Regions from separate parts of the Mus musculus genome. Here regions 1, 2, 4, 5, 6 and 7 are each linked to region 3. A link is a loop called in an ENCODE intact Hi-C map of the cell type or tissue named here. Cell type or tissue: heart. All regions are shown on one strand.

Region 1 (4,000 bases), 75 kb after region 3:
TGGCCTTAGGGTATCACTGTCTGGTAAGTTTTCCAAGCTTTTCTCTGTTTAATTTTATAATCTCTAGTAAAGTATGGTGAGGCCAGACAATTAAGACAGAACTTGGAAAGAATTCAGGTTTATTTTACTTGTTTTCATCCCTAGAGAGAGCACAAACCATGTAGGCCGCTCAGCTGAGCTTACCACAAGGCAGCAGGAAAGAGGGAGCCATAACAAGGGAGTACTAGGAAGGCAAGGCCAGGCAGGTTTATGATTTCCTAATCTGAGTAACTTCAGTGGGCACTGGAACACAGAAGCATCTCTGGCAGCCTCCCACATAGGTGTATTGTGGCCTGCGGTATGAGGGTTCTATAGAGGAAGTGGTTTGGAACATGAGATTCAATAGCTGCCCAAAAGCGAAATGACCAACCTCCAAATGCTTCAACATTACATTAACCCCCTCTATATCACAAGTAGTTTATGGGTTTTTTTTTGAGACAAAGAAGACATACAGACAAAGAGAAATGAAAGAAGACAACTCTCTCATAGCCCCTTAATTGTCAGAAAGTATTTTCTATCTGTATGTTCATACACTTAAGGGGGGTGAGGGAGAGAGACTGAGACAGACTTGGAATCATGTAGTCCAGGCTGGCCTTGAACTCCCAAGTAGCCATGAATGACTTTGAACTCGCCTTCCTGTCTCCTCCTCCTGAGGGTGAGTGTTACAGGGTCAATTACCACGCCTGGGATTTGGAATGAGGGGGTTGGGATGGCCTTAGGATACTAGCCTGGGCTCCTGTTTCTACCTCCCAAGAATTGGAGTCATAGGCACATGTCACCGTGCATATTCTATCATATTTGAAGGCACTGCCAAAGTCCAAAGTCACCTTGCCTCTGCAAGAAGCCTCATTGGGCAGAGCTCCTTTAGAAAAAGCTATAAACTAGGTCTCTACAGAATTTCTCACACTGGGCACTGAATTTTACACAACTGAATATCTGCAAAGAAGAGCAGGTCACTGGAACCTAAACTACTGGAGGGAGGGAGGGAGCAGCAGAGCCCAGGGATAAAAAGGACAAAGGCTTTCAAGTGCTATTGAAGTTGGTTCAGGTCCATCCTCAGGATGAGCAAAGCAAGTCACAAAGCCTGGCTGCAAAATTTAAAGGGACACCATAAAATTCCGTGATCAAGACAAATCCTATATGATGCAATATTTTAAAAATGCATTGACGTGTTGATACTGAACGCGGTTTCCATTTTGCCCAAGATGCCACATGGCTCTGTTAACACTGCTGGGTCATGATGTATGATGCCCTTCGGCTCTCATAGCCCTCCGAGCTGAGGCTGGAGGACGAATCAAAGACAGAAGTGAATGTATGGACAGGGAATGTCTGAGGTGTGGGTCTGTGAGACCGCTCCCCTAGTGCTTGCCGCCATGGCTGATGATGGCCCGAGCTATCACCGGGACAACTGCATTGAACTGACTCCTGCATGTTGACCTCTGACGTGTGTGTGTGTGTGTGTGTGTGTGTGTGTGTGTGTGTGTGAGAGAGAGAGAGAGAGAGAGAGAGAGAGAGAGAGAGAGAGAGAGAGAGAGCTGCAGTAGAAACAACTGAAGGGACACGCGGTGACTGGTGATGGGGTTGCAGTCAAAGAGATCGAGTTGGGACACTAGAGCTGTCAGTAGGCAGACACTTGCTGAGATGTTGACTTATGGGATGCTAGTTGAAGGCTTCAGGTTTCTCCTGAGGCTAGCGTATTATCTAAGTGAAGAATGACAGAACCTCGTCTAGACAGGTGTAGGCAGGATTTCAAAGTCCAGATTCAGACCTCAGTTTCCCCACTTCACCTAGTGAAGGTGAGGCAGCCCTCCCTGGGGGTTCGGAGGCCCAGTGCACTGAGCCACCGCACCACACGGTTTCACAAGGAGGGCGGAGGAGGACCCGCCCTGGCTGCAGCTCTGGGGCTGGGACGATCGGAGCAGGGGCGGGTCGCGCTGGTGCCCTCACCGCTAGCCGCCCAATCGCCGTGGGCCCGCGGAGCCCCTGGGGGCTGGGGCAGCGGGCGGAACGTGCCGCGGCTGCGCCAACGCGCGAGCGCGGGGCCGGACCGGGCGGGTGCGCTCAGTCTGGCGGCAGCGGCGGTGCACAGACAGACAGACGTGCCGGGAGCGCAGCACCGCCCGCAGCCCAGCAATCCGGGCCGCGCCAGCCCGCCCGCCCGCCATGGTGTCGTGGATCATCTCCAGGCTGGTGGTGTAAGTGGCCTCTTCTCCTGTGTCCCTTCTTCCCTTCCCTCCCGATCCCCATGTCCCCTTAGGGCCGCGCGCCCCTGCGAACCACCAGCCCCGGGTCGCTAGCTATTAATACCCGGCGGTCGCTAAATTTAGCAGGTACAGTAGCTGCCTGGGGACGCGGGCAGCGCGAGGCGGCGTAGGACGCGCGACGCTACAGACCCATGGGTAGCCGCGGGCGCAGGCGGCGCCTTGCAGGGAGACCGGGGCGTGGGTCCCCGCACGATGGTGGAGTTGCCGGGGCTGGGCAATGGGTCTCGCCTTCTCTCTGTTGCTTTGTTCCATTCCGGGTGGGGCGGATTTGCAGAGGCCCCGAGTGGGTGCTCCACGCGTTCTCTCTCCTTTGGAAGAAAATGCCTTGGGCTCGCCTGCCGCCGCGCTTTGTCGGGTGAAAATGACATACAGTCCAGACAAGCCAGGGGCGCTGCCTGAAGGGGTCATCGCGGAGATGAGTAGCCAGATGGAGGTGGGGCACTCAATGAAGTGGGAAAATACTCCTTTTTAGGTTTTTCAAATAGACAGAGGCAAAGGCAGGTGGCAAGTACATTAGTGTGCATCTTGGAGTAGATGTCTTCCTTCCTCTTGCCTGCTCTCCTTTGCAGGGGTTTGAGAGACAGGGGCAGGCATCTCTAGGAATGCACAGGGAAATTTCCGAGTGACAGACAGCACCCCTTCCCCCCACCCCCCAAGGGCGGTGGCAGTGATACCTCCCAGGCGGTGCAGGAGAGCAGAGTCATCTGGGGTGAGGCCTGTATGAAGTCCTTGGGGGATGTGTGATGGGGACTTTTGTTTTATTTCCAATATTGCCTCTCACCTTTCTTACCTGGATCTGGAAGATTGATTTAGCACCTGCTTAGGGGACCTGGGACTGAAATGGGTCTGGGGGTGGGGGGGCTTGGATGAGGAACACGTGCCCAGCATTTTCTTTGTCTAAGAAAGAGGGGCTATTAACTCCCTTTGACAGTGCAGGGCACACACATCTCTTTTCTCCTCTTCTGAACTGATTTGCAAAGCCATCCAGGAGAGCCGTCTTTAAAGTCCTGGCCATTGTCTCCCAGGCATCATTCTGCCCATTGCTCCCAAAGCCCATCAAGTTACTCCACAAGGGTCTCTCCAACAGCTGTTGTCAGCTGCTGGGGGTTTGTTTTGTACCTTCAGGTGGCATGTGAAATATTTCGATTTCTGTGGCATGGCTGGCATCAATAATAGGGAAGCCACCGGCATGCCTTGCCACGCCTCACGCCTGACTAAAGCTTGTCTTCTCTGCAGTGTCAGTTTCTTTCCTGGGGTCTTTGGATTTGCTAGTGACCCCTGGAGGACCTCAGGGCGGGGCCATGGAGCACTTGCTTGCCTGGTGGGCTTTCTCTGTAAGTCCTCAACCAGGATCATGCAACCATTCTGGTTTTCTTGTCATCTCCCACATAGGGGGTAACTGAAAGGGGGGACTAAGATGTGGGATGTGGGAGGGGCTGCAACAGTGTGTTGGTATCTTCTGAAGCAACCACACCTTGAAGAACTAAGACTTCGGATGACGTAAATGACCAAGAGAATTGCTCCCGGTCTACAACTACCCTCTGGCACCAGAGGTTGGTGGGATTTGAAGCACCTTTAAAAGATCAAGGATTCTTCCTACCCTGTTCCTAATTCACAACTAAACCCAACATGAATTATTAACACCAGTTTTAATCACATTTCTATTTCATATTAACAATGCCTGTTATATAGTATTA
Region 2 (4,000 bases), 360 kb before region 3:
TTTTAAGATTGAATTCTGACATAGCTAAAGCCTTCGCCAGTGTTCCAACAGTCCTAGAACGTCCTTGAGCAAGACCATGGGCTTGAAATTCAGTAAGAATGTTGCTATTCAGTGACATTCAGAATTGCCTCTGGTATTACACTATCACTTTGAATAAAAGCTAAGGCACTGCCCTACACAGGAATTTACCATCACCTAGGAAGAAGGAAGTTTCAGACCTAAGGAGAAACCAGAATAGATACTTAGAACTATAGCTGAGTTACACCCATACACACGTATTTACAATGGCCTAGGGGGAAGGTGGACTATACAATAGACTAAAATAGGAACTATGGCAAGGGCACGAAGCCCTTGACCCTGGCTTCTAAGATTAAGTGAATCTTAGGTGGAGCCCTTTTTGAACCCTGTTGTTAACAATGAATTCTATCCCAGGTGGTTCCCTTAGACCTTCTGTGTTTGCATTCCTCTGTTTTATGTAAGAATCCAGTAACCTCTTTGTACCTTGCGAGTGTGTCACCCAACTTCCTTATTTTCTTCTGTATAAAAAGTTTGATGCTCGATTTGACATTACATTCAGATTCTACACAACCTCTCCTGTGTGCATCGGTCTGTCATTCCATCTGATGCTTTGCCCACCCACGACTAGAGAGCTGTTCCATGCAGACAAAGGGGCCCAGAGGGTCTGCGGCAGTATGGAAGGCTCATTTCCATATGTTTGGGTAGAATAACTACAGAAGGAGGCAGAGGTGGTCAGATCTTTGCACTTCCAAACCTATTCACTATGACAGTGAAAGCTAAAACCGGGGTTGACAAATCTGGGTACACAAATCTCTAAAGGGGAACTGAAGTCTCTAACGTGACTTTATAATGCAGTAAGCATTTCTTCTTGGAGTGCTGAACAAAAGGGATATAATTGTTTCTTTAATCAACAAGAAGACACATTCATTAAAAAGACCCCAGAATATATTAAAGTGTTTTAAAATCTTCTCTATGATAACATAACAGTTCTAGGGGCTGGAGAGATGGTTCAGGCTGTGAGTGCTATACTGCTCTTGCAGAGGGCCCCAGTTAGGTTCTCAGTGTCTATGCTACAAGGTCACAACCAACTCTAGCTCTAGTTCTTGGTGGACACTTCACCTCTGGCTTCTGACAGCTCCTGGACTCATGTATACGTGTCTATACAGAGACATACTTACAAATGTAATATCAAATTAATAAAAATAAATATTAAGGAACAGGGTTTAATGTCACTCAGGTGCTACCTTCTTGTCACTCTGGGAATTGGAGATGAGCAGAGTCTTTATTGTTTAAGGTTGTCCTTTGCTCCCTAGGACACACAGCAGCATCGCCGAGAGTGTGAGTACTGGCACTAGCTGTTGGGCTGGTGATTGGAAGGGACCAGCTGGGACTATATTCTCAAAGGTAGTGAAAAAATAGGGCTTTTTTGGAGATAATGGTAGATCATCACAAAGCCTAGGTATGCTTCAGATTCCTGCAGCTGCTGCGGCTCCTGCTGCTGATGCGGCTCCTCCTTTAAAAACTGTCATTGTCCTGCATTAACCTCCCAAATTGCTGGGATTGCCAGTATACTCCCACTCCTGTGTAAACAGCCTCCTAATGGAAGAAGGAGTTCGTCTTGCTGACCTGAACTTCTGGTAGAATGTGTTTCCAGATGCTTGTTGTAGCACTTAGAACTTTAGCTGTACCCACTGTGCATATACATTGTTGTTCCAACTGATCACCTCAGAGGCCTGGGGAGGGTGATTAATTGTGTTTCCTCAGTTATATATGTCACAGTTTAGGGAATATGTATGGATAGGTATAAAAGTCCAAAAGTAAAGGGGAAATGTTACCAGTACAGTTTGCAATAAGTTTTTGCTGTGCCTGGCCGAATAGAAGGATGCTACCACACCCTGCAAAACCTCCAAAGTTCTCTCTGTCAAAGACCCACTGGCTGAGCTACACACACACACTCAGAAAGATCACCATCTATTGGCAAATCCAGGGAGCTGCAAGTGCTTCACCTCCTATACGTTAGTAAAAGGCACAACCCTTCAACTTCCTTTCTACTTGGTGCTAAAGTTCATTTAGGGCATAAGATTTCCAGGGCCCTTTACAGCTGTGAAGTAAAAATAGTTTTTACTGTCTTTAATGGTTTGGTGGAGGGGTGGGGGGAGGCAAATGAATTTTGTAGCAAAATACCTAGACAAAATTCAAATTTCTGTTACTCTAAATATAACTATCAGAAAGCAAGCACACTCACTTGCTCACGTCTTTCCTACAGATGTATTTGTAGCATGGTGGCTATGTCCCTTAGAAAACTTGGAACCAGCGGGGCCAAAAGTGCTTACTGATGACCTTTTACAGAAAATGCTTGCCAGCCCCTGCTGAGTCTAATAATAGGATGGTCAGAGTGCTTGGCAATATTAAACAGGCCAGGAAGAGCTCGTACACTCCTAGGCTCATCCATTTGTGCCATAAGCAATGTGAGAGACCAACGAGAACGTTTAGAGACTGAATTAAGGGGGTGCTAAATAAACAAGGGGAATGGCATTGAAAATAAAGGTGAAGGGCTACCCAGATGGCTCAAAGGTTAAGAGCTCTGTACTGCTTTTGCAAAGGACCTGAGTCAGGTTCCCAAAACCCACATCAGACCACTTATAACCAGACATGTCTCCAGGGGATCTGATGCATCTGACCTCCTAGGACACACACACATGGGCACATACCGTCTCCACACAGAAACACACTACACGCAGGGCGTGGTGGCTGGCACACACCTTTAATCCCAGCACTTGGGAGGCAGAGGCAGGCGGATTTCTGAGTTCGAGGCCAGCCTGATCTACAAAATGAGTTCCAGGACAGCCAGGGCTACAGAGAAACCCTGTCTCGAAAAGCCAAAAAAAGAAACACACTACACACACACACACACACACACACACGATTATGAGCAGATCTTTAGGAACACCACGTTTCTATTTCTTTGTAAGTTTTTATGTAATACAGAATATTTTAAAAATAAAATTAATAAATATTTTTAAAGGGTAGAGGGAAGAGAGAAAGTCACTCACATAATAGCCCATTATATGTTGTCTAATTACAGCACAGACCAAAACCTCAGGTTCTCTCTTGTCCCTGTGTTATTAATAAGCGTGGAATCATTAATGGACTGCTTGTCTCTGTGTGAAGCCTTTTACGGACGGAGTTTATTAGGCAGTCGGGGAGTGGCAATGCTTGGCAACGGAAGCAAGTGCAGCCTGTTGACTTACACAGTAGTGTAGTATTAACCGGAAGCAGGGCCTTTAACATGGTCCAGTGGGTGAAGGGGCTTCTAATTCCAGCACTTGGGAGTCTGAGGTAGAAGGATCCTGTATTCCAGGCCAGCCTGGGAGTAAAGCAGTCTTCGGCTTTAAAAACCAAAGACCCTAGTGGAGCTTCCTGGCTCACTCGTTAAATTTCAGCCCTTGCGAGACTGAGAGATGATAGAAAGGGATTGGTGAAGGCGAGTGGAAATGAAGGGTAGACAGACATCTCCTGAAACAGAACTGATCTTTAATCAGAACTGAAGGGCTGCAGTCTCTCAGGGAAGTGAGACTATGCCCAAGTGGCACGTGTTGGGGAGTAAGGGGTTGGGTTTTGTAGGACTGAAAGGGGGGGGGGGAGGCGGAGGGAGGGAGCTTTGGGGTTGGAAGATTCCATTTGCAGGTCAGTTCCCCTGCAGTCAGGAAGTGGGAGAGGCTAGCGGGTCTGGTATGTGGATCTCCTTATCAGAAGCTTCAGCAGTCAACAGTCAACTCTGGGCTTCTCAGTCCATCTGAGGTTTTTAAGTGATTACTTCAATCCATGCTTGGGACCAGCCTGAGCTAAAGTAAGACCCTATTACACATGGGTCGGTGTGCTGCCAAGCCCCAGAAGCTGAGTTCGACTTCTGGGGTGCATAAGGTAAAAGGAGCCCCACCCTCACTCCGCTCCACACAAAATAATGACCATGTAAAGAAAA
Region 3 (4,000 bases):
AAAAACACAGAAGATTCCGAGGCATGTCCATTACTCAGGGTAGAAATAGTCTGTCCTGACAAGCTTCCTGGAAGTTATTATCACTATGGAGCCTTTGTTAGGAATCTTTTTTCAGCTGATTTTTGCACAAGGAGTCTTTGTGGGCACAATGGCTTCCTCACTGGTTATTTCCCTACTATTTTTTCACACCAATATTTGTATCACAGAGTAGGATTCATTCCTTTCAAAAGATCTAAGTGAAAAAGGTTCCAGAATGTGTTAACTGGTCATGCAAGTTCCATTTCTCCCCTTCCTTTCAAACACCCTATACGGGACAGCTCCACCCAAGGCTTCCATATATGGCTGTAGCCACACCAACCCATCCTCATTAACAACCGGGGACCTACTCCTGCCTCACTAACCATACCTCAGCAAATACCCACCACCAGAACAAGCCAAACAAAACTAAATAGATAAACACAACTAAGCTCCTTCCCTTACATTCACACTTCACTTCCAAGTTGTAAAGTTTAAAAAGTTGAATGAAGAAATAAAGAGGAACACCATCATCTGAAATCATCTTTTTTGAAAGCACTTTCAAGCTAGCCTTCAATGATTCTAATTGTCATCCACTTCTTTAACCTATTACTAATAAACAATACGCCTCCCGTTGGGGGCATAATCAGACTGTCCCAGGGGACCCAGCGCCTGCATTAATGAAGCATGTCTGAACAATCCTAAACCCATTATTAATCTCAGGCCACTGGAGCTCTAGGTCAAACACACCTTGACACTACACCCCATTTCAAAGACTTTCACGGTCTAGAGTTCTGTACCTTCTGATCACCTGCCAACTTTCTAGTGGCCCATTTCAGAAAAGGGAGGGAGGGGCGCTCAACTGTCCCGTTACCAAGGTAACTGAAAACCGTCTGACTGCCCAGCCCCCAGAAGACGGTTTTGTTTGTTTGTTTAGGGATTTTGTATTTTGTTTTAGTCTTTTTGTTTTTTACCTTCAAGTCTTTCTTAGTAACGTCGGTGTGGGAAACAGCTCGAATGGTCCCCGACAGCCAGGGCCACTCGGCAACGCGCTCCAAGTCCCAGTTGTCCTGGCCGCCTTCGTTGCCTTCGGCTGCGGACAGACTGAGGAATCGCTTCCCCACCAATACTGGCCAACTTTCTCCGAGCGTGAGCACCATGGTTTCCACGCCAGCAGGAAGGGCTCCTCCCTGCAGAAGGCACAAAAACAAAATGCGATGGGGGGCGGCCGAGGTCGGAGGCGGCCCGAAGAGACGAAGCGCCGACAGGGACCGGTGGAGTGACACCCCCGCAGGTGGACTCCGCGCCCCAAGCTGCCACCCGCGCCTCCCCAACCCCCCAGCACTCCCCCCCGCAAACACCCCCCCGAGTGCCGCGTGACCCTCTCGCCCCAACAACTTTCGCTTTTTCCAAACCTTTCAAAGCTGGACACTGAGAGAGAGAAGGGAGGACTGAGCCGCGGCGCCAGTGCTTTTGCCTAAGTGTTCGTCCCCTCGCCCTGTTAAAGAAAAGGCTCCCTCTTAGTGCCTAGGGCCCGTCTCAGCGACCGATCCCCGCCCCGAGCGGCCTCGGAGCCGCCGTGGACTCGCTCGCGACTCGACACTTGCCGCGCCCCCGCCCCCCGCTTCCGGGCCGCCGACTCGGGCGCACCCCCGCCCGTCCTGAGCCTTGAACCGAGAAGACGCGGCGACCGCCCGCGCGGGTCCTTCACCCTTCTCCCTCTGTCTCCCGCAGCCGAGGCCCGCGGAGCGCTTACCCCGCCTCCCGCCTCCCTGAGTCACCCACGACGGCGGCAACAGAGCCCAGCCGCCCAGCCGACTCTAGCTCTGACTTGGTTCAAGAGCTCTCTCTCACAAGACACGCACAGCCTCCCGGACCCGCCCCCTCGGAGCCGCTGCCACCGATGATTGGTTGAGTCGCGGGGGATAGGCGGGGCAGCCTAGGAAATTCTACGTTCCTATTGGTTATGCTGAAGAGGGCGGGGTGAGGAAAAAAAACAATTCCTTGGCTGCCTCCTCCCTTCCCCCCGCTCTCAGCAACGACTCGAAGCCGATCCCCCATTAAAGCGCGCAGAACGCGGTCGGTAGATCCCTCCGCCGCAGCTCCATTCTTCCATTTGTTGCCTCGCGCTATGCAAAAAAGTCCCGCCGAATCGGTTATCGACTTTGAGGCCAGAAAGAAAATCGCACAGGCTCACAGATAAGACTGAATGGGGAGACCCAGGATCATGAGCGCCTATTGGATTGCACTTGAAGCGCGTAGGCTGTCGAGCGAAGACCGACCTTCCACCAGGCGGAAGAATCTCACGGGAAAGGGGCGGGGGCGGTGCACAGCCTGCGGGGGAGGGACAGCACTGGGACGTGCGGTTTCAGGCGTACGCAGTTAGAGGGGGAGGAGCGACTAGGCTCTGGGGGCTCCTGCGCACGCGCCAGAAGGGGCGGACTCTTGGAGCTTGGGCTGATGGGTGAAATGGCCGCTGGAGGCGCAGGCGCACGTGGTACTGATCATGACTGTCTAGGTCCGCCATTTTGAAGGATAAATGAAGAAAGGCATTGAGTTGCTGGAAAACGATGTTCATTAAATCTAGAGGCAAACCATCTATTCAAAACTATGTGGGATGTAGGTTTTTTAAAAAGAAAATGTAAAGTGGATATAAGATTTTTGAAACAACAAAGAAATTGAGAAAGTAGATGGAGTTGATGATAAAAGTGATAATGAAAGAGGTGACTTTGAAAGACAAAGGAGAGAAAAGATGGTTTTATGGTTTGGACCAGAGGATTCTTGGTTGAATCAAAAAATGAAATGAATAACTGAAGACTTCTTTATGAAGCCTGGTGCTTAATCTAACATCACACTTAATCTTTATTATAAAATGAATGGAAATTTAGTTTTAATAGTGTGAAAATGAGAATTCAGAAAAAATTCAAAATGTATAAGGGAATGCTATACAATGCAAATTAGTACCAGATGTTTATTTTGAAAAATATTTGGTTTGAATGTATGACAACAGAATGTTAAAGATTAAATAATGCTGAAGTTGAATTAAACTGAATTGGATTTATTATATTCAAACCATTAAGAGGTGGGAAATGGAATGAAGGAACCTATCCACTTCATCAAAAGGCAGAAATGGAAACAAGAAAAACAAAAGGAAGAAGAAGAAATTATGGTTAAAAATAAAATGACAGGAATAAGTCCATTTATATTTACAATAAATATAAATGGGTTAATTTTATAAATAAACATGGAGAGGTACTTAGTATTTAAAAAAATTTTTTTGGCATAAGAAAAGTACAGCATAAGAAACTTGAAACTATTAGGGTAAAATTTTTATAAGACTAATCAAAGGAAAGCTACATTGGCATCTTGTACAGTTATACATTATTTAATACGAGGGATATATTCTGATAAAAGGTTGTTAGATGATTTCATTACATTGATAACATAGTGTCCTTACAGAAATTACCAAGTCACTGAGAAAAACTTATGGGATCACCACTGTATATATCACATGTCACTTGCCATAATGTTGTTATATGGTATATGACTAAGAGTAAAAGCATAAAAAGAAGAAATATATTAATAAAGGATTGGGTCTATAAAATACATTATTGAACTATTCAAACTGAAGATATGAACTAAGTTAATAGTACTAAACAAGAAAGTTTTGACAGCTTATAATCACAGTAAATGCTATAAATCCATTTATCTCAGAAATAAGCAGTTTAAATTTTTAAAATGAGAGAATGTGGAGGACTTAGATCACATAACACATAATTTGGAAAATAACAGGCATAAATTCTACTAAAACAAAAGACATTTTTGTTTTAGGCATAAATTCTACTAAAACACACACATGACTTTTCTGTTTTATTCATGATTCCAGAACCAAGAAAAGTTGGAGAGATATCCAGTGTACTTTATGAACTTACAAAGTCCTATTACTAAATCTGAACAACAACAACAAAAAAACAACAAAAAATAC
Region 4 (4,000 bases), 170 kb after region 3:
ACTCAGAGGCATGGCTATCCCAAGAGTGAGGCAGATTATACAAACAAGGGACTAGGGACTTGGCTGAGTGGTAGAGCATCTGCCCGGCATGTGCAATGGCCTGGATTTGATTTCCATCATTCAGAAAAGTAAAGATAAGACAGTAAATACCGGGGCTTGAGAGATGGTTAAGAGAGTGGTTAAGAGCACTGACTGCTCTTCCAAAGATCCTGAGTTCAAATCCCAGCAACCACATGGTGGCTCACAACCATCCGTAATGAGATCTGATGCCCTCTTTTGGTGCGTCTGAAGACAGCTACAGATTACTTGGATACGATAATAAATAAATCTTAAAAAAAAAAAAAAAAGATAGTAAATACCAACAGCACACTTGGCAGACACACAGGACCATCCTAACAATTGGGGTGTTTTTAGGCAGGGTTCTGTGTCTCTCTTTCTGTCTCCCAGCCACCCACACTGGCCTCCTGTGCTCCCAGCCTCTGCCCAGATCAGGCCAGGCTTCTACTCCTGCCTAGATATCTGTAATGATCGCCACTCCTGGGAGTCACAGAACTACTTCTTTTCAAACTACGCTTCTTGTTCAAGGTTGCAGTGGGAAGCATGCACAAAGCCCTGTTAAGAGTTTCAGTGCCGAGATGGGCCCTGATTTTTGTTTCTTTCTTCGTTTTATTTTGCTTTTGTGTCTGAGACAGGGTCTCCACACTGGAGCCGAGACTAGCCTGGAACTCACTTTGTGGCCCAGGCTAACCCAAAGAAAATTTCTGCCTCCGTTTCCCAGAGTTAGGGGTACTGGCATGCATGCCCACCTATGAGGTGGTTATCATTGTGGTTAGTGTGTGGTTTAGATGCTCAGCCTCAGGACATTCTGGTGGGCAGACTGAGGAATTATATACCCAAGGATCCTGCGGTGTCTCTGGGTTATCATAACAACTGGCAGGGGAAAACTCTTCATTTAAGGGAACAGCACACACCTGTTCAGAGGTCTAAACTCAGCTAGGATGAACTCATCCTGAAGATGTAGGTTTTTGAGGGGTGGAGCTAGCCAGGATGCTTCTGCATTTTTACTTTGGCCTGAGAGCCTTGGGTCCTAACTAGGTCTGGACCTTATTCTTCTTTCCAGACAGGAGGAATCTGTGTCTAGAGGGATGTCCTGGTTAGTGAGAGCCATGCTCCAGTGTGGAGCAGAGCTGAACTGTCTAAAATGACAACAGGCTTCCATTGAGATCACTAGATGATCCGGACCAGCTGAGTGCCCAGGCCTTCCTCAGACACTCAGAGGACAAGGGATGAGCAGCCACAGCCCCACAACTCAGGATGTTTTCTGCTGAGACACTGTGGCCCACAAGAGAACCAGGGCATATGGCAGGAGCTGCAGGGTATAGATTCTAGGCATTATCTGGGGCTCAGGCAACTTTGGAAGACCAGAGTGTTCAAGAAAGGTGGCATTACTGCTCTCAAGTTCAACAAGCTGATTTAGGCAGGGAAGGACAAGAAAGCAACTATACTCGGAGTAAACAGTCTGCGAGAGGCACAAAGTGAAGAAAGAAAGAAAAAAAAATCAAGGCAAATTTATGATGTCAGGCTGACAAGGCTCACACAGCCTGAGCAGATGGCTCTCCACCCACGGCTCAGCCCTATAAGGCCGGCTGACAGCAGCTATGGGCTCATGCTGCCCTCTGCTGGCTGCTATGGAGCACTGGAAACTGGAAACACGAAACACTCTTAGTTGCAGCTTTTAGTTAATTCCACAAGGACTACTGTTACACAGCAACTAGCCCGTTCTGCGCCTGAATAGGATTTTAGAAGCAGTAGCAGGGTGTCCCAACAAGAGCTCAGGAGTCTGTATGTAGACGTCAGAGTGGTGGAATCGGATGAGTTGTGGACCCTCTAGCTCTATCTTCTGTAACTCTGGATGAAGACAACATACCAAGAATAGAACTATGTTCTGGATGAAGATAACAGACCAAGAATAGAACCATGTGTCCGTGGATTCGAGATAAACTGGGTATAGCAGAAAGTAATTTGCATTCTGCCTAAGCTAGGACATTCTGGCTCAATGACATGGCTGCATTCAATGGGCCAACTTAATTCTGGAGCTTTGCCTATAGCTCATTCAAGTTTCACTGAAGTAAGAATCTTGCTGTCGCATGGGGGTGGGGTGGGAGATACATTCAGATTTTGCATCTTTATGAGGGTCCTCTTCTATCTAGCACCAGGTATTTTGAAATGAAAAATCTGCATCCATTAGGTCTCTAGGCCTACATTTTACATACTGTCTCTTCCAGGATGCCTGGTGCTGCATAGACAAGGGTACTGCACTGTCAGCATCTCCTGTGTGTACGAGTTAGAAAGCATCACCCCTCGGAGGCACAGTTCTTGTCTTCAGAGAAGGCTATTTCTGTTGTCCACTCTTCCATTGTCCAGTCACAGATCTAAGAACAGGGCATGGCAAGTCTCAGAGTTAAGGAAGTGTCTTCTATCCTCCTGGGAGCTGTTCAATGGCTTCTGAGTCTGCAGTTGATTCTGTACACTCTGCTAAGGCTTCCACTTATACCTTCACTTTCCTGAGTCCCCCCTAAAGACAGTACGGCTTCTTCAGATAGGGGGCCCTGGCTGTCCTAACAGGTTTGTTGTGCTGTGTACCTAATCACCCTTCCTGCCATCCTTGCTCCCTTCCACACTGACCCCTTCTCGCTGTCCTTTGTCTCCTTTGTTAGATGGACATTAAGTGGTTGAGGGAGATGTGAATGAGGGTGGTGTGAAGTCATGGGAGCCCCACCAGGTCCGAAACCCACTGGCGTTTTCTGACGAGGAGGAGGAGGACCTGTTGGAGTTCATGTACAAGTATAAGGCACCGAGGAGGAGCGAGTTGCCCCTGGAGGTACATAGTGTCTGGGGGTGTGGGCTAGAACATGTGTTTGCACTAGAGATCTGGGGGTCCTGAGAATGACATTACTTGTGATACCCAACACTTTCTGAGTGCTTAGGGGAAAGAACGACTTCCCTCCAAACAGGTAGGACAAACCACCAGTTACCTGCCAAGATCTGTGTGTGTATGTGTGCGTGCGTGCGTGCGTGCGTGCGTGCGTGCGTGTGTGTGTGTGTGTGTGCAGCTACCCCATGGAGTCCATACCCCATGGAGTCCAGGACAGTAAGTGCCTCACCAGGTGAGTTATTCCTCCAGCTCCAGTTCTTTAGTTATCAGGAAACAATATACTTAGCACTGTGGCCAATTATGGATATAGACAGGGCTTTGGCAGCAGAAGGACCATGCCTGTGACTCGTGTTCTGTGACAAAGGTGGAGAGTTACTAGTCACAGGCTCAGGGAAAAGCCACTCAATTCCTTTCTGGTTCTTTATCTACTAAACCTGATGGCCTGCGGGTCCATTGTGAAAAAGTCATGATTCCGGTCACACACAAAATTAGAGACCCTGGTGAGAATCAGACAGGATGCTCAGAAACATTCCCCTTCATAAGCCTAGGCTCCTAGCATCCCTGTTCTCTCTGAGATGGAAGCTACAACCACCTCAGATGGAGGAGTTCCTCACATTCCTGGACAAGATGGATCATTTCATATTCTCTCATATATTCTTGCCCCCCCCAACCCTTCTCCAGTGTTGGGATCAAGCCAGGGCCACCCACATATGCTAGACAGACATTCTACCACTGGGCTATGTCTCCAACCGGTCAGTGTGGATTAGTTCTGGGTACTGGGTGAGTCCTATCTGACCTCAGGATCTGGGAAACCTCATGATGGGGAGAGTTCTCTCTCAATCTCTAAATATGCCAGAGCCCAAGAGAGTCTTGTTTTGTTTGTTTGTTGTTTTGTTGTTGTTATTGTTTTTGAGACAGGGTTTCATTTTATAGCCCAATCTGGCCTCCACCTTTCTCTGTAGTAGAGGCTGGCCATGAACACCTAATGCTCCTGCCTCTACTTCCCGAATACTGGGATCACAAGTGTGCATCATGACACCTAGCTGTGGTTTTAAAGCTTTGCAC
Region 5 (4,000 bases), 140 kb before region 3:
TGTTTAGACTTGACTAGCAATGCCACCATATAACAGTGCTATACTGTGAAATCAAGAATGCTGAAATTACAGAGCCAAGTCTGTCAGCAGGAACAGTTTAATACAGTCTCCACGTGGTCTGCTGCCCTGGAAAACCACCACACTGTTCTGTAAGTCTGAAGCTGTACATTCCTGCCCACCCTGCTCCTAGGCTTCTTCCTTCCTAGCTCCTCCACTAGCTGTACACCGAGATGCCTTTGTTAACTGCGTTATAAAGGGGTACTATCCTTTGTCTACATTTTATGATCCATTCTTTGTTTTCCATGGCTCATTTGCTCCCTGATTGAGGGTCACACTCTCTCCCTAAAAATTTCACCCCTGGTTTAGGGTTGTTCATGCTTTTCCTTGCTGGCTAACATTTCACCTGGAATTCCTACTTGTTTTCCTGATCAAGAAGACTCACACACACGCACACATGCACACACACGCGCGTACACACACACACACACACACACACACACACACAGAAACAGAGAGAGAGAGACAGAGTGGGGGAGAAAGACAGAGAGAGGGAGAAAGACAGAGAGAGAGAGAGAGAGAGAGAGAGAGAGAGAGAGAGAGAGAGAACATGACCCTGCTAGAGTTAAATAAACACGGAACCAGGTACCATACGCTTGCCTGTCAAACTCATTTTATATGAGTTCTTCTGGCTGGCTAAAACACACAGACCTTTGCACCTGGACCTAACCACACCTAACAACTTTTGTCCTGACAACTCAGACCTTCATTGTCTACTTTTTAACCCTCTAGGAGACTAGCCACAACTGGATCACATACTAAAATTCTTTTTGGCCATACCTCCTCCAACACACATGTGAAAATCGCATTCTAAAGCAAAGGTAGAAAAACATCTGTTTTCAGAGTTTCACCTCAAGCACCTCAAGCCAGCTGTGCCACCCCTCCCCCCCACCCCACCCCGAACAAAAAACTAAACAAAAGAAAAACCCAAAAGCATCCGCGGTTGACAGGGACTGGACTTAAAACACAGATTCTGATTTTTACAGATCTTGATGATTTGGGTGGGTGTGGTGGTGCACGGTTTTTTTTTTTTTTTTTTTTTTTTTTTTGGGTTTTCGAGACAGGGTTTCTCTGTGTAGCCCTGGCTGTCCTGGAACTCACTCTGTAGACCAAGCTGGCCTCGAACTCAGAAATCCGCCTGCCTCTGCCTCCCGAGTGCTGGGATTAAAGGCGTGCGCCACCACGCCCGGCGGTGCACGGTTTTAATCCCAGCACTTCCATGCCTGGCAGGCAATCTCTGAATTCTGAGGCCCGCTTGGTGTTCAGAGCGGTTCCAGGCGGGCCAGGACTATTTAATAAGGCAGTGTCTCAAAACAAAACAAAAACCACAAACAAAAACGAACATCTTTTAGCAGCCTTTATTTTTCACGCTCAGCACAAAGGTGCACAGTGTCGCAGGGTCCAATGTCCAATCCTGGGACTGAAATCAGTGACTAAACATCAGCGCATCAGAGGGCTGGGACCGCGAGAGCACAGTAACTCGGAAGGTTTACCCAGCCCAGCCTCCCGCAGCCCCTCTCTCCCCTTGCACCCCGCGGCTTCTAACCCCGCCCCTGCCGAGACCCCGCCCCGATGCCGACGTCAGTTGTTATGTCTTGACTGGGGCCGCGGCTACAGCGGGTCCAGTGCTCTGGGGGCGACGGCCGCGGCCTGCAGAGGCGGCAGGGACGGTGGCCGCGGTTGGCGCGGCGCGTCCGCACGGGGCTGGGCACCGCGCGGCTACGCAGCTGACAGGAAGCCGCCCGGGAGAGCCGCGTTGGGGCCTAGCGTTATTTGCTTTTTCCTCTTTTTTTCCTCCCTTCACGACTGTCGTCTCGCGCTCCTCCTCAGCGGGAGCCGCCGCGACGCCCCCTCGCGGGCCGCGGGGCCTGATAGGCGCCGCCCGCGGGAACCTGGAGCTGCCGCCAGGCCTGGGCGGCCGCCGGGGCCTGAAGCCTGGGCGTTCGGCGCGGCGCTGCGGCGGTCACTCCAACCCGCGCTGGGCGCGCCGGGCCCCGGGCCTGGCCCAGCCGAGTACCGCGCCCTCTGGACCACTCAGTCCGGCCCCAACCGCCCTCCGCTGGCCCGCAGTCCCTCGGAGCTGCCTCCCGGTCACCCCAGGTGGGCTCTTGCCCTCTTCCAGCCGTCCGCAGCTCGATGGGTGGGGTGCGTTTGAACGTCCCCCCTTCTCCCTTTCTCAGCTCCTGACCGCAAGGCCAGAGCCGGGGCTCTCAGTCGCACGCACGCCGCGATCCACCTGCCTCCCCGCGGGGATGGCCCGCCGGTGACCGCCGCGCGCCCTCGCTGCCCTCGCCCAGGCTGCGCTCTGTCGCCCCGCACTCGATCCCCTTCCCTTGTCCACGGCGTCCCGGCTCCTGGCGACGCCAAGAGGGCGAAGATGTGGCTGAAGCTGTTTTTCTTGCTCCTGTATTTCCTGGTCCTGTTCGTCCTGGCCAGGTTTTTTGAGGCCATTGTGTGGTACGAGACTGGCATCTTTGCTACTCAGCTGGTGGATCCGGTGGCATTGAGCTTCAAGAAGCTGAAGACCATTCTGGAGTGTCGAGGGCTGGGCTACTCCGGGCTGCCGGAGAAGAAAGATGTTCGGGAGCTGGTGGAGAAGTCAGGCAAGTGCTGGGCTCCTGGAGGTCGCCTCCACTGTCCTGGCTCTTACCCACTCCCCAGAATTAGGCGGTCCCCAGAATGGTTAAACAGACTGCTCCAGAGAGCTGCCCAGGTCATCTTTGTCTACGTTTTCTAAATAAATATGTAAATCTCGGTTTGGAAAAGACAACTGTTAGGTGTATTGGTGTGTTCCAAAGGCTCTTTGGAAATGACAGTTTGAAAGTGTAGCTTTAAAAAAAAATCATTAAATTGAATCATTTGTCCCAGAATTCAGGAACGTCAGTTGAAATTGATTATAGAGAAAGGAAAAATTACAAAACATAGTCTGTAAATAGCAGCATCTGCATCCACAATAAAAACAAGCTACCAGGAGGGTAAAACATCATTAAAATAATAACAAAAGGCACGTGGACCTAAAGATTTACGTGTAAATTATGCATTTAATTATAGGTAAGGTGTACACAGTGCAATATTGCTTTTTATACTTTAGTGAACATTTTGTGTGGCTGTTGGCCTTGTTTAGAGTAAATATTTTCTTGCAGATTATACATTTTATTTTTGAATCTTGACTTACCTTTCTTGTCATGTGTCACAGGCATCTCTGCGTCACTTAATGGGTTGAGGAAAAGACTTGAAATAGTGCTGAAAGAATATTTAATGTAGCCGTTGATTTGGGGTAGGATTGGGTGGGGAAATACAGTTAACTTTAAAGTGTCTCCTTGTTTAGATAGTTTTCCTGAAAGAGGAATGTAAATTAAGAAAGGCCTTCTGAGGTGATGTAGGAAGCATTGGAAACTTATGATTATCTTGTTTTGTCCTTTCAAGTATATCATCAGCGGGGCCTTTTAGAAGACCATTTTTTCCCCCTTGGGTAGTACTATCTAGACAAATAGTGTGATAGGCAAGATGACAACGTTTATCAGTCTGACACTTACATACTTATAGCATAAGGGTTACAGAACTCATCTCGCCAGTGAGATAGAAGGAAGGAGTCCTTTGCGTAAGGGATACATTTTTCAAGTGGTTATTATTATTGCTCTTGTTTGCACCAGGTTTATGCTGCCATTGGTTGTTGGGGCTGGGGGGTGGGGTGGGGTGGGGGGAGTGGGTTAGCAATCTCATACAGTTATTTGATCACACAGGCTTTCCCCTTGGAGCTTTATGTTAGATATTTTGCTGCCATTTGAGCCTAAAATTGTTGTCATATGGAATGTACAAAGAATCCACACATAGCCTAAAGACTATACAACCAAAGTATGATTCAGATCACACATTTTAACAGCATAAGAACAACAAAAAACAGTCTTGGTATGGCAATTTAACTGTGAAACCTAAATGTTTG
Region 6 (4,000 bases), 200 kb after region 3:
CAGAAATCCGCCTTCCTCTGCCTCCCAAGTGCTGGGATTAAAGGCATGCGCCACCAATGCCCGGCTTAAGATTTATTTTTATAAATCATGTCTGTGTCTGTATCTGGAGGGCTCTCTGATAATTTATAGGAAGTTGTAAGCTGCCTGATATTGGGGCTGTGAACTGAATCTGGGTCCTCTACAAGAATAATATATGCTCTTAGACATTGAACCATTTCTCCAGCCCTGAAGAATGAGATCTTAAAGCCAAGGAGACTGTCTGTAGTACAAGGTCCGAAGTGTAGTACAAAAGCAGCCCCGGGTCAACAGTGTGCGAGACGTTATCACGCTGGCAAGAACCAGAGCAGCGGTGAACAGGGATGGAGCCAGACTGCTAGATTTACTAAGAAAATGGGAGGACTGGAGGCTGTCGAATGATGACATGACAAAGATCGACAAGTACATTACTGAAGTGCTCTGAAAAGCTTGGCATGTATAGAACGTAGATAATATAGAACATAAACACATTTTTGATATTTTTCAAATCTTTCCTGTTTTTTGTTTGAAATTTATGTAGTCCAATCCTGCAACAGCCTCCCAAGTGCTGTCATTTACAGTGTGACCACAACACTGGACTTCATTTATTTTATAAATGAAAATAAAAGTGCAGCTTTTTTTTATCTGTATCGTATCATAACAAATCACCTACTTATGGCTTGTAAGTATTTTGCAAACAGATTTGTTGTTTTGTGGTTTTCAAGACAGGGTCTCAATATATTCAGCTGGCTGTCCTGGAACTCTGTAGATCAAGCTGGCCTTGAACTCAAAAGATATCTGCCTACCTCTACCTCTCTAGCGCTGGGATTAAAAGCATGCACGACTAGGTCCAGCCTCCAACAGATTTTGAAAATTATTTTTCTATGTTATTATGGTAAGAGAACCACATAATCATAGTGGAATTTACATAGAATATTAACGACAGTCAATTTTTAACACATTGTTAAACTCAGAACGCTTGGAAGAGTCTTCCAAACCGTCCCCAAAACTGCGACCGAAATCATCTTTATAAAATAAAAGTGGCAAAAAAAAAAAAAAAAAAAAAAAAAAAGCGGTGTGACTTAAGTAAAAACCTGAACTTAGAATTTGGGTTCCTATCCGTTCTCTACTATTTAAAGACACCGGAAACACATTCTGCCCCAGGATGCCTTCAGCACATTCGCTTATTCTTCAGCAACCCTTTGGAAAAGAAAAAAAAAAAAAAAAAAAAAAAAAAAAAACCAAAAAAAAAAAAAAAACCCTGTAGGCATACGTGTGCCTCAGCTCCATAAAGAAGTCAGCGGACAACTAATTGGAATCGATTCTATTGCCACCAGAGAGGTCGCAAATTTCAGGTCGTCAGGACTGGGAGCAGGCGTCCCTACCGGATCCACCTCCCCATCCCTTTAATTCTAAGAGTCTAATTCTAATTTAATTCACCAACGCTTTAATTCTAAGAGTCACAGTCGAACTTTACACAGCACTCTCCGGCCAGTTCACCTAGTAACCCGGTCATCTGCAGACAAACTAGCGCCCAAGCGCGACCCGGAAGGAGAACCTGCCCTTCCGCCTCCTAGTCGCCAATCACCGCTTTACTCCCCTTTTCGCAGCCGGGGTGAGTCCCACCCTCAGGGAGCCGCCTCGGCTGTAGCAGGGGAGGAGGCGGCGCGTGCGCAGTGGTGCCGGTGGCCCTTCCGGTGCGCCGGACGCAGCTAGGCTGTACAGACGCGGGCACGCACACCAGCACGCACGCCCTCCTCTCGTGCGGCCGCGGTCGTTCCCGCGTCCACCAGCAGCGCTGTCGCTTCGGCAGAAATGCTGCGGGCCTGTCAGTTATCCGGCGTGACCGTCGCGGCCCAGGTGAGCGTGGGGTCTCTCCGAAGGGGCGCGTGGTCACGCTGACTGCGGACTGCCAACGGACAACGTGAGAGGCATCCATGATGCGCACCCCCCCCAGGCAGAGCCACCCCTAGTGCGGGGAACCGAGGCAGTCCTCTAGGGCGGCCGCTGGACTGGAATGACTCGAGGGTTATTGCTGAAGAAGCGGGCTGGGGTGTGGAGCGCGGGGAGGCGGGTGTGCCGCTGAGGCGTGGCTTCAGGGACCTGGTATCCAATCAGTACCTCCTTATCTCAGTCTCGGACCAATCCTGGCTGCTGGCGTCTGGGCCGCCGGTTGGGCACGTGATAGGTTTCCAATCGTGAAGGTCGGCGCGGGAGAACTACAGTTCCCAGCAGGGATTGCTTCTCAGGGCTTGTTGCATCTTTAATAAGCAGGTTCCTGGACTGGTGGAGAGCCTAGGGGTCAAAGTTGCTGTTAATCTGGGAGTGGGTTCCTTTTGTTTCCGTAGCCGAGAGCGCCTTTGAGCTAGTCTTATAGTAAAAGGTGAAAGATTTTTCATTTCTCGAGCTTAAACTTCTGGTGCTGAAGGAGGACAGAAGTCATGACCTTGTGCTTATTTCTGAGATTAGCTTGGGGATCAGTGTCTCTAAGCACTGGAACCATGTCTGACATTCAGGTATCTTAGGCGCCCTGTTTTGTCTCTCTTTAATTTTTCATAACTGTCAGTATAACTTTCTACAGTTGAAAATAAAAACCCCATTTCCATTACTCAGAAGTTTTAGAAAACTAACACTTGAAAGGTTATGAGGAACATGCTGCAACTTGAGCAGTAATTGGATAAAGTTTCGAGACAGGGTCATCCTGAGATGATTGAAGTTAAGCAGTTTTGTTCTTTATTTTTGCTTTACTGTTTGTCCTTCAGCCTCTTGCATAGGGAAGTGAGCCCCGTATTAGTTTTCTGTTGGTATTTATCCAACAGCACACATTAAGCAGCCTGTAACTACACCCTCATTGATTATCTTCCAGTTTTTGTAGTAGTCTGGACATTAGTGTTGTGGAGTCTCAGCTTAGAGTCATGCAAGGCTTTGTTGAGAAGTATTAGCTGTGCTTTGATTCTCATTTGTAGATAGTACTTTTTACTTCCTCCAAATTCATAATTAGCTAAATCCAGCCCCTTCAGGTGTTGCACTAAAGTCCATGTTCTCTCCTGTGTCTTGCAGGTGGCTGCTCTCAGCTTTTAGAACCTTCTAACAATTTCTTGCCACAAGGCACTTACAGGCCATTCCTAACACCAAACACGAAACACAACACATTTAGTATTACCATGTGCTTCTTTCTGTCTTTACTTCAACATCTCTTCTCTCATTGATTTATTTACTAGACTAGCCCTACCTGAGTAACTTCCCTAATTCAGATTTCTTTTTGGGGAGCTCAGTTAGAGACTAAAACATGAATGGTATTCTAGCTCTCAACAAACATTTTAAAGTTCCCTGAAGTCACTGTCAACAAATTCATAGGTTTATTGTCATTACCTCTTCATTCATTCTGTAGCATTTGATATTGCTGCTTATTTGTGTGTGTGTCTATCTGTCTGTCTGAGAGAGAGAGAGTGAGAGAGAGTGTGTGTGTGTGTGAATGAATGAATATGTGTACATGTACACACCTATGGAGGCCAGAAGAGGATACTGTATCCCCCAGTGCTAAGGTTAATCAGTGGTTGTAGACTCCCTGACACTGATACTGAACTCAGGTCCTCTGGAAGAACATTAAATATAAGTGAGCTTTTCCATTTATGGCCCTGTTCCTGTGTAATGACTTGGGAGGCTTATTATTCATGAATAAATGCCTAGGTCTTAAGCAGGGCTTGTCCCCTGACTAGTTAGTATCTTATATGTCTCATTTATACTATTCTATGTCTGCGGCCTGGCTGGTTACCTCTCCTCGGTTTCATACCCAGTCCAGGTTGTGAATCTTCTGTGATTATTTTCCTGAGTGTTCTCATTCTCTCTCTTTCTTTCTTTCTTTCTTTCTTTCTTTCTTTCTCTCTCTCTCTCTTTCTCCCACCTCCCTTCCTCCCCTTCTGTCTCTCCCTCTCTCCCCTTCTTCCTCCTCTCAATTTTGCATTTATGTTTTTACATTCAATTT
Region 7 (4,000 bases), 190 kb after region 3:
ACTGAGCCAAATGATAATGATGGTATTTGTAATTGCTTCACTGAACACATCTAAGAGTTGTAATATTTGGGTTTTTTTTTTTTAATGTATAAAAACCCCTGCCTGAGACCTGCAAAATGCACTCAGATTCAAACTGCCTCTGTGTTTGTTTCTGTTTGTCCCCGCAAAATCCTTACCCACTTAGCTTTCCGGGACCCTCATTCCAGGGACCGCCATACCCGACTGGGGTGGTCTGTGGCAGAAACCCAGGCTCTAAAAGAAGGATTACTCCTGAGAGCAATCTCAGACATGTGCCTGCATGCACACACATGTGTATATGCCCACATATACAAACATTGCCACAAATACAAATATACTAAATTGTATTTCAATGAAGTTAGCTTTAAGAAAAACAAAAAACAAACAAACAAACAAAAAAAAAAAAAAAGGAAAGGCCAAGCCTGGCATGTTGGTAATATGCTAGTAAGTTCCGTGTGCAAGAGGCTAAAGCAGACCAGAGTTCACATCTAGCATGGGCTACAGGAAATGCTATCTCAAAAAGACAGACACCAGCAACAATTTGATCTGGGTGTAGGGTCCTATGCCTGCAACCTCAGCACTCCAGAGACAAGGGCAAGAGAATCCCAAGTACCAGACCGACATGACTATTAATACAGCATGTTCCTGGTTAACCTGGGCTGCATAGTGAGACCTTTCCTCAAAGCAACAACAAAAGCTCTACCAAGTTGCATCTACCTAATCTGATGCAAGACTTAGACCACTCCACTGTCTTCTCTACTGATCTCACCAAACAAATGGGGCAGTGTGGTGAGTAAGGGACAGGTTTGAGCCAGACTAGTATTCATTTCAGCTCCTACTAACGAGTGGTGTGAACAGGAACAACTTCCTTAACCTCTCTATGCTCATTTCCTCAACTTTAAATTAGCTAATTATGGAGAGGATTACATGAGATAATATACTAAAATGATTAAGAGGCCTAAGCTTGAAGAAAACATCGAAACAATGCTAACACCAGATAAAGATGTGCTGAAGAAAAGCAGGTTTGGGAGTCCAAGCACCTAAAATCTCAGCATGTGGAAGCTAAGGAGGACTGAGAGTTTAAGACCAGACTGGGCTCCATAATGAGGCCTTGTCTCATTAAAAAAAAAAAAAAAAAGAATTTAAAGGTTGTGATGGTGGTGGTAGTGGTGGTAGAGGAGGAGGAAGAAGAGTAGGAAGAGGGTTAGAGAGATGGCTTAGCAGTTAAAAGCACCAACTGCTCTTCCAAAGGTCCTGAATTCAATTCCCAGCAACTACATAGTGGCTCACAACCACCTGTAATGGGATCTTCAGGTGTGTCTGAAGAGAGCGACAGTGTACTTACATAAATAAAATTTTTAAATCTTAAAAAAGAAAAGAAGATACAGCAGTCAGAAATCAAAAGGGTTCACACACACACACACTGGAGTAAATAAAAACCAGACATTACACTAGACATATTGTATATAAATTAATGTAAAGTTCAAAACTAGACAAAATATGCTTTTGAGAGATGAAGGTATAGTTGCTCAAGTGGCTATGGGAATAATGACCGGGGCAATGCACGGGGTGGAAAGGGGCTTGGCTTGAACTGGTGTTAGTTACACGTATGTCCCCTAATATAAACTTTTTATATACACATTTCATAACTCACAAAAGTTCCATTTTTAAGCTCTAATACCTGGAAATTTTATATGGTTACTTTTTTCCCTCTTGGTCCTCTGCCTATTTTTCCACAAATGTTATCTCTACAGTATAAGTTGTGTGCAAGTCGCTTACTGATCACCCCTATCATACTTGAGTACTTTTAATTTCCTATCTGGTTCTGCCTTCACTCCTAAAGCCCGCCCCGCTACCATCAGAGGGGTGTACTTCAAAACGAATTTGACCAGGCTCCTGGTAATTACACACGGTTCTCAAGGAGACCAGATACTCGATGCTTTACACACTTGTTTAACCCACAGGTAGGAGGAAGCCCCATTTTACCGCTAGAGAACCAAAATACTCAGAGAAATTATATGACTCTCAAGGTCAAAGTTGAGAGAGGTGGTTGAACCTCTAAATCAGATTTTTTAAAAAAGCGGACTTTTGGGTGTCACCCTCACCTCCTCTACCTCAGTCTCGGGTGTGCTTCCTAGGGCAGGGTGGATCCAGTGAACGCGGGTCATGGGCACTACACTGTGCAAGGTATCGCGCAGCAAACCTCCGACCTCAAGTCATCTTGTTTTTCTTTCCTCGTTAACATCCAAACTAAATTCCCACTCCCTCCCGCGCCGACCCTCTTCTCAGTGAAGCTGTCAATAGAACACTGACCTGAGGCAGCTCTCACGGCGCCCGTGAAGATGGAAGCCGCCATCTTGCAGCCTGCCTACGGTGGCCGCAGTGGACTCAAAGTTACAAAGCAAAAGGATAAGAAACGTGGAGGAGGCGGAACTAAAGGGAACAGGCGTGGCCAAGGTTGAGCTCTTTGAACCTTGCCTTTCTGCCCTAAACCACCGTCTTCTTAATTACTTATTTTGCCTTTATGTTTGGGTTCGCGCACGACCCTGCGTGCTTATGGGGGTTAGAGAAAAACTTGCAGGAGTTGGTACTGTCTAAACTTTTGTTTGTTTGCTTTTGTTTTGTTTGAGACAGGTTTTGGGGGTTTTGTTTGTTTGTTTGTTGTTGTGTGTTTTGTTTTGTTTTGTTTTGTTTTAGATTTATGTATGTAGCCCTGGTTGACCTGGAACTAGCTCTATAGACCTAAGCTGGCCTCGAACTCACAGAGACCCGCTGCTGGGATTAAAAGTGAGAGCTACACTCCTCCCCTATACCCCAACTCAACTTCCCCATTTTTGAGACAAGGTCTTCCAAGATCCCGAAGGTGACTTGGGACTCCTGTACTCCAAGTGACCTTACTGCCAGTATAGATATGATAACAAGGATTACAGGCTCTGCTGCTGAGCCAGCATGGATTGTGTAAAGACACTTAAAACGAAAATAAAAAAGCAAAAATTAAGGTGAAAAGGGAAGAGAAAAGTCCAAAATAACAAGAAAAACAAACACCCCACAAATCTCATTTAGAGAGTGGCGGTTCAATTTTTGGCTTCAGGACTCTTACACTCTATTGAGGAACTAGTAGTGGTGGCTACACCTAGGGTAACAGCTCCATAGCAGGTTGAGGCTTGAAGACCTCAGAAAATTATTGAAAATTCAAAGAGCTTTAACTTATATGGTTATATCTACTGGTATTTGTTATACTAAAACTTAAAATTGGGAAAAATAGGGGGCTGGAGAGATGGCTCAACTTTTAAGAGCACTGACTGCTCTTCCGAAGGTCCTGAGTTCAAATCCCAGCAACCACATGGTTGCTTACAATCATCTGTAATGAAATCTGATGCCCTCTTCTGGGGCTGTCTGAAGACAATTACAGTGTACTTATATATAATAATAAATAAATCTTGAAAAAAAAAAACTCAGTTGTCTTTTTCCTACTGCTGCTACAAAAACTATGACAAACTCAGTGACTTAAATGCCATAAATTCACTATCAGAGTTTTGTAGGCCAGAAATCTAAGATAAATTCCAAGGACTAAAAATCAAGTTATACTAAGGCTGTGATTCTTCTGGAAGCTCTAGAAGAGAAGTCCTTTCTCTTGCTTTTTTCCAGTTTCTAGAAAATGTCTGAAATCCTTGGCTCATGAACACTTTTGTATTTATTTATTTATTTATTTATTTATTGTTTTGCTGCATAAACATCCACAGGCTAGAAGAAGGCATCATATCCCCTTCTGGTTGTGAGTCACCATGTGTCATTGTAAGTCCTCATGTGGTTTCTGGAAATTGAACTCAGGACCTCTGGAAGAGCAGCAAGTGCTCTTAACCGCTGAGCCATCTCTCCAGCCCCTAGTTTTGTATTTTGCAAAGACAGTGTCTTATTCCTCCCATCCTCCTTCAATCTTATAATCATACTTGACCTACCCAGATAATAAAAAGTGGTATTC

The links. Hi-C counts contacts between places; a loop is a spot of excess contacts. Peaks named below come from ENCODE experiments on the same cell type or tissue, not always from the same donor. Only the 100,000 strongest peaks of a DNase experiment are listed, where the experiment ranks them.
Region 1: a loop joins it to region 3, with 4 times the contacts of the local background. A loop is called at or near these places in 10 of 42 quality-filtered maps.
Region 2: a loop joins it to region 3, with 9 times the contacts of the local background. A loop is called at or near these places in 7 of 42 quality-filtered maps.
Region 4: it touches region 3 in a loop (3-fold over the local background); 19 of 42 quality-filtered maps call a loop at or near these places.
Region 5: it touches region 3 in a loop (6-fold over the local background); 4 of 42 quality-filtered maps call a loop at or near these places.
Region 6: a loop joins it to region 3, with 2.6 times the contacts of the local background. A loop is called at or near these places in 3 of 42 quality-filtered maps.
Region 7: it touches region 3 in a loop (2.5-fold over the local background); 4 of 42 quality-filtered maps call a loop at or near these places.

The regions. Positions count from the first base shown.
Region 1 is chr6:71,705,768-71,709,767 of GRCm38, forward strand. It overlaps Reep1 (receptor accessory protein 1), which reads left to right and starts at 1,914. Exons shown (of 7, transcript NM_178608.4): 1 at 1,914-2,234. The coding sequence starts at 2,203. In heart, no CTCF peak of the experiment used is centred here; DNase peaks (open chromatin) are centred at 2,024 and 2,394; H3K4me3 peaks cover 2,257 bases; H3K27ac peaks cover 1,580 bases; H3K27me3 peaks cover 853 bases.
Region 2 is chr6:71,267,132-71,271,131 of GRCm38, forward strand. No RefSeq gene overlaps it. Among named protein-coding and RNA genes, the nearest start is that of Mir8112, 2.5 kb to the right of the region's middle. In heart, a CTCF peak has its summit at 2,000; DNase peaks (open chromatin) are centred at 2,410, 3,250 and 3,790; H3K4me3 peaks cover 886 bases; H3K27ac peaks cover 2,523 bases.
Region 3 is chr6:71,631,067-71,635,066 of GRCm38, forward strand. It overlaps Kdm3a (lysine (K)-specific demethylase 3A), which reads right to left and starts at 1,851. Exons shown (of 27, transcript NM_001038695.3): 1 at 1,772-1,851; 2 at 1,431-1,513; 3 at 990-1,205. The coding sequence starts at 1,175. In heart, a CTCF peak has its summit at 2,484; DNase peaks (open chromatin) are centred at 1,345, 1,965 and 2,435; H3K4me3 peaks cover 2,640 bases; H3K27ac peaks cover 2,564 bases.
Region 4 is chr6:71,802,614-71,806,613 of GRCm38, forward strand. The region is part of intron 6 of Reep1 (receptor accessory protein 1); the gene reads left to right. Among named protein-coding and RNA genes, the nearest start is that of Mrpl35, 19 kb to the right of the region's middle. In heart, a CTCF peak has its summit at 1,684 (motif pointing left); no DNase peak of the experiment used is centred here; H3K4me3 peaks cover 436 bases; H3K27ac peaks cover 1,803 bases.
Region 5 is chr6:71,492,229-71,496,228 of GRCm38, forward strand. It overlaps Rnf103 (ring finger protein 103), which reads left to right and starts at 1,649. Exons shown (of 4, transcript NM_009543.3): 1 at 1,649-2,660. The coding sequence starts at 2,435. In heart, a CTCF peak has its summit at 1,888; DNase peaks (open chromatin) are centred at 1,623 and 2,183; H3K4me3 peaks cover 3,195 bases; H3K27ac peaks cover 1,784 bases.
Region 6 is chr6:71,829,641-71,833,640 of GRCm38, forward strand. Immt (inner membrane protein, mitochondrial) reads left to right here and starts at 1,680. Exons shown (of 15, transcript NM_001253681.1): 1 at 1,680-1,875. The coding sequence starts at 1,831. In heart, a CTCF peak has its summit at 1,677; DNase peaks (open chromatin) are centred at 1,641 and 2,151; H3K4me3 peaks cover 2,570 bases; H3K27ac peaks cover 2,272 bases.
Region 7 is chr6:71,821,385-71,825,384 of GRCm38, forward strand. It overlaps Mrpl35 (mitochondrial ribosomal protein L35), which reads right to left and starts at 2,400. Exons shown (of 4, transcript NM_025430.3): 1 at 2,332-2,400. The coding sequence starts at 2,374. In heart, no CTCF peak of the experiment used is centred here; a DNase peak (open chromatin) is centred at 2,397; H3K4me3 peaks cover 1,401 bases; H3K27ac peaks cover 1,313 bases.